Regions from separate parts of the Homo sapiens genome. Here region 1 is linked to region 2. The links are chromatin contacts, found by Hi-C in ENCODE. All regions are on one chromosome and are shown on one strand. The core of a region is the stretch at or near the end of the contact, and the rest is flanking DNA. Distances in the headings are between cores, read along the strand shown.

The links. Hi-C counts contacts between places; a loop is a spot of excess contacts on that map. Pooled maps may share reads with other maps.
Region 1: a pooled map shows a loop between it and region 2 (3-fold over the local background). The contact joins two enhancer-like sites. A Hi-C loop is called at or near these places in 12 of 168 maps with a recorded cell type or tissue (CD4-positive, alpha-beta T cell, CD4-positive, alpha-beta memory T cell, CD8-positive, alpha-beta T cell and 6 more), 31 of 37 single-sample maps with no recorded cell type and 22 of 50 pooled maps.

The regions. Positions count from the first base shown.
Region 1 is chr9:31,541,168-31,543,867 of GRCh38, forward strand. No RefSeq gene overlaps it. Among named protein-coding and RNA genes, the nearest start is that of LINC01243, 160 kb to the left of the region's middle. Within about 2 kb of position 1,429, at least 3 of the 41 ENCODE cell types and tissues checked have a DNase peak (open chromatin) inside an H3K27ac peak, as active enhancers do.
Region 2 is chr9:31,136,669-31,139,368 of GRCh38, forward strand. No RefSeq gene overlaps it. Among named protein-coding and RNA genes, the nearest start is that of LINC01243, 240 kb to the right of the region's middle. Within about 2 kb of position 1,308, at least 2 of the 41 ENCODE cell types and tissues checked have a DNase peak (open chromatin) inside an H3K27ac peak, as active enhancers do.

The DNA of each region.
Region 1 (2,700 bases), core at 179-2,678, 400 kb after region 2:
AATTTGCCCAAGACAAACAAATGTGTCTAGAGATTCCATGGGAAAATACAATAATTGTCTTCATATGAAAATTCACCTAATAATGAATGACAAGCCCATTTAAAAAATTTTTCTTTTTTTTTTTTTTTTTGAGACGGAGTCTCGTTCTGTCGCCCAGGCTGGAGTGCAGTGGCGTGATCTCGGCTCACTGCAACCTCTGCCTCCCAGGTTCAAGCAATTCTCCCTGTCTCAACCTCCCGTGTAGCTGGGATTACAGGCACCTGCCACCACGCCCGGCTAATTTTTGTATTTTTAGTAGAGACAGGGTTTTGCCATATTGGCCAGGCTGGTCTTGAACTCCTGACCTCAGGTGATCCGCCTGCCTCGGCCTCCCAAATTGCTGGGATTACAGCCGTGGGCCACTGCACCCAACTTAAAAAACAAACAAACAAAAAACTTCACCTGGTGTTTAGCTAGTCTTAAAACACAGCTTGAAGAAAAATCAACAAAACTGGACCCTTGCAAAAGAGACAAACTCCTCTTCAGTGCTTATAGGCTGAACCTAGACAAATTCTGAGCTGTTTGGACCTGACAGGCAAGAAGCACTGGGAACTGACTGTTCTCCATGCTTTCCCCAGGATGGCAGAAAGCTTATAATGTGTAAAAGCAAGCCCTGATAAATATAGCTCTCTGTGAGAACGCTGACAAATTCACTCCCTCATTTAATGAAAAGCTGCCAAGTGTGATGATATTTCTAGGAATGGTGCAAATGAGCCACTGTGAGAATGAAAAAAGAAAAGCCCAGGACAGACGCTTTTCTATTTAAAAACAGAAAGCAGCACATTTGTAAGAGCTATTGGACTGATGAGCTTCTTTCAGATATGTACCCTTGTTTTTAGCAAAGAACTGAAAGTATCATTTCAAGAACATCAATCAAATACAATGCTTAAAATTCAAGTGCTTAAGAAACATACAGATCTTCCTTTGCTAAAGTTGAAGAAGCACTATTCATCTTGAGCTATTATGCAGATCACATAGGTGTAACATGGCAACACTATTTTTCATTTAAACCTTGTAAACTTGGCCGAGGAAAAGGAAGCATGCTCATAATCACCGGGGGGAGACAAGCAAGGAATTTTAGAAGCACAATTTAATTCTTGTTACAAACAATCAACTGAAGTAGGAAAGTCTAGATTTAATAGCCCGTGTCATAAACAGACAGCATACCAGTGTTGTCTTTACTAAAATTCTGATTAAAATATCCAAAAAGATTTTTAGCACTCCAATCAACCATTTTGTGATATGGATCATTTAGCAGAGGTTATGTATCAGCTCAGTTCCCATTTAGGTCAATAGATTGCTTTTGTTCTGATAGATTCACGTGCAAGGCTCACCCTACAGGCTAGATGAGAAAGGGCAGCAGCTGTCTTCTGCTTGCTCAATCCTAGCTAAGGCAGATAACTACAGCCTGAAACTCTAGCTGTTTTGCAAGTAGATGTGGTTTGTAACAGGGTTAGTGGCCCAGAGAGGGCCCCACAAATTCTCCAGTGTTATTAGAAAACATTATTGTGAAATGATTCTGTATGACTAATAAGAGTATTTCTATTTACCGAATGTTGAACTCTTTGAAATGAAAGCCTCCACGGAGCTTATCTAAAACCATTATGAGTTTCATAGAGTGATGTAAGAACTTTTGTTTTCCAGAAAATAAACACCATATGAACAAATACAGCAACAAATATCACAACTCTATCCTATATCAAACAAACATATCACATCAGTTCTCTAACTTACTGAAAACAAGAGACCTCACAGGAGCCTACATTCAGAAAGATTTTCTGTGTAGTCTGACAAGAAGTGTTTCCCTAAACGTGATAATCACGTTTAGGGAAAAGTGCTGCTGGATAGCTGAGCTCAAGATTAAATGGATCAGGATCAGACAAAAATTTCAAAATGATTTTTTTCTGTTCTATTTGATATTCTCTCTTAAAATATCAGACTTAAGAACAAATATATTACAAATGTACTATTTTTAAGGGACAGATAGACAAGTGATAATCACGGGTTATCTGTTTGCTTCCAAACATACAGATACACAAAAACACACATAAAGTGAAATAAAGTTCTTACTCCATTTTTACTATTTTTTTCAACAAATATAAGATCAGAGTTACGACTTTTTTCTTCTTTATAAAATAAGACTCCTAGAAATGTTTTTTTATATTTGTACCTTGCTCAAACACAAAATAAATTAGCATTGTGCCTACCTTTTGAAAAAAAATAAGCAAGAGTATAGACATAGAGTATACTTTAAAATCTTAATTATGCTGTCATCATTAAATAAAAATTATTACATAACACCTGAAAAGGCAGTGATAGTAGTTGAGCTTATATTTGGAAAATGAATCAAAAAACAAAAAAAAATTTCTGTGAGAAGAAACATGAGAAACTCAAACATTTATAAATATGTGCAGTTGAATGAGCTGTATGAACTGCTTTAAAGAAAACACTCCTTAACATTGGACAGAATATATTTTAAAAGTAATTTATTTCATGCATTTATTATTTATTTGCTGCACTTTAAAACATACGTTTAAAATGAAAATTTGGCTATGAAGTTTTCTGTTTGTTTGGTTAACTTCTTTTTGGAAATGGGAATCCCCTGTAGAAGACAGAATTTATGTCACATAAGTATTAGCAACCCATTATGTGTTGTAGTAT
Region 2 (2,700 bases), core at 58-2,557:
ACTAGAGTGTGGTGGCATGATCAATGGCTCACTGCAGCGTCAACCTCACAGGCTCAAGTGATCCTCTTGCCTCAGCCTCCCACGTAGCTAGCACTACAGGCATGACACATATAGTATTAATACTTTCTTCTACCTGTTTCCAAAGACATTGTAAAAAGACAGTGAGTATGTGTGTGCATGTATTTGTGTGAAGGTGTGTGTGTGTGTAACAGGAAAAATATAATATAAATCTCCTTCATTTGGGCAGATCACAGAGTCATTACGCATAAAAGGAGAGGAAATAATGTCAATTTGGATTTGTTTCAAACTACTTTTATACGGACTTACTCTTAAAGCGGCTAAAAATTAGTGCAAAGTTGCAAACAGGTAGCATATAGGTGTTTGAACAGGGCTATCATTTTTCCTTGTGTCTCATGCAGCTGTGTGCAAAGTGTTATGATTTCCACAACTCAGTTGTAGGAGTCTCAGTCCACTAAGTCAGAAAGTCTGTGGACTCATGTCTACACATGAAAAGTCTAAGTACTAAAATAACTGAAAACAAACCTTTTATCAGGCCATGTTTACCAGACTTCGTGTTAGGGTTACAGGCCTGGAAATTTTGGCTTCGTCTATGCAGTATCACTCTCTTCTTATCTACATTCATGCGTCAGTGATGAGAAGTTTTTTTCTTTATGTCCACCCATGGGTTTTCTGTGGCCAGGCCTGACCACAGCTCACCACAACTTCATACTCAATTTCTCTGCCCCAGCACATAGTTAGGCAATGTGTCATTGCACAGTAGGAATCCAAATCAAATAACTCTGAACAAAGTCTCTTGTGTAGGTGGATTCTATACTTGCTTTTGAACGTTAAAAAAGAAAAGGAAAAATATTGCTGAATGTGCCTCCTACCATTTTCTATAGCACTGACCTTCACACCTGACCCAGATGGAAATAAAACATCCCTTACCTTTTTTTTAAATGCTTTAGAACACTATGTGACTAAAGAGGAAGTTTTGTGAGAATTATTTTTGCCACAGTCCTTACAGTTGAGAATGGCCCGAGTTTTATTTTGAAATCATCAGAGGATTTAATCATTAAATAATTGTTTACTATGGGACTTGGTTAACAGTAGGGATAACTGAATGAAATGGTTAAGCAAAGAGCATATCTACACGGTTAAAACAGGACTATTTTTTTCTTTCCTTTTTTTCTTTTTCAATTTTTTTTTTCTAACCTTGCTCTGTCACCCAGGTTGGAGTGGAGTAGCACAATCATACCTCAGTCTCTCCCAGGCTAGAGTGCAGTGGCATGATCAGTGGCTCACTGCAGCCTCAACCTCACAGGCTCAAGTGATCTTCTTGCCTCAGGCTCCCAAGTAGCTAGCACTACAGTCATACACCACCAAGCCTGGCTACTTTTGTGTGTGTGTGTGTGTGTGTGTAGAGACAGGGTCTCAGTATATTATGCAGGCTAATCTTGAACTTCTGGGCTTAAGCAATCCACCCACTTTGGCCTCCCAGACTGCTGGAATTACAGGTGTGGGCCACCATGGCTGGCTATTTTTTTCTTACATTTTTTAATGACCTTTCCACCACAAATGAAATTTACACATTATGTTTGATATTTATTTTATTTAAGATGTCAGAGGATTAATATCTTAACATTTAATTTGGAAATATTATATATATAATATGTACATATATATTTGCATACCAAAGTACAAAAAATAAATTGTCTTCAAGTGGACTGTATTATCGACTTTAAATTTGATCAACTTTAAATAAATTATGGTCCACAAGTACTATCACATGACAATTTTCTGATTAGCTGAATACATATAGGACAGACATTAAAGGCTGTTAAAAATGCTATCAACCAACTTTGAAAGAGATCACTTCGTAATGTGAATTTAAAGTTTAAAATTTTAAGATGAATAAAACAATATCACTCCTAAAATAAAATAAGAAAACTCAGAAATTTGTTATAAGAATATCAAAATATCTTACAGAAATTAGGAAGAGAACCAGAGACACTCGGTCCTACTTGAGGGTGGAGGGTGAGAGAAGGGTGAGGATCAAAAAACTACCTATCAGGTATTATGTTTATTACCTGAGTGGTGAAATAATCTGTACACCAGCCTCCCAAGACATGCAATTTATCTATATAACAAACTTGTGCATGTACCCCTGAACCTATAAAATAAACGTTTTAAAAAAAAAGAAATTAAGGGAAGGAATGCAGACAGCTGGGCATGAGATGTAACTCTGAGTCTAATAAGAATTTGCTTTCTGTCTCTTGATGCCTTTTCTACATGCCTACTTCATTCTTCTCTCTTCATTACATTCTTTGTTTTTCCAAGACCACATAGCCAAAGAAATTTGACAGTTTCTGAATTACACCAATTACAAAAACACAAACAAACTGAAAGATAATTGGTTTGAGTTAGGAATAGGTTCCTGCTATGTCTAATCCACTGTGTAAGTGGATTAGAGGGTGGAAGTACACTATTTTTAATAAAAGAAAAGATAAAAGAAGTTCTTAGAGAAGTTAAGGCAGGTAGTGGTTATTGAAAAGGCAAAACAAGGTATATACACCATTTTATTATCATGGAGCTTCTTTCATGATCCCTTGCCTTGCTGTTCCCTCTTTAGTACTGTCTTCTAGGCAATCCATGGTCCCCAACCAAAAGCCTATCTTCTATATTTTTAAACAAAAAATA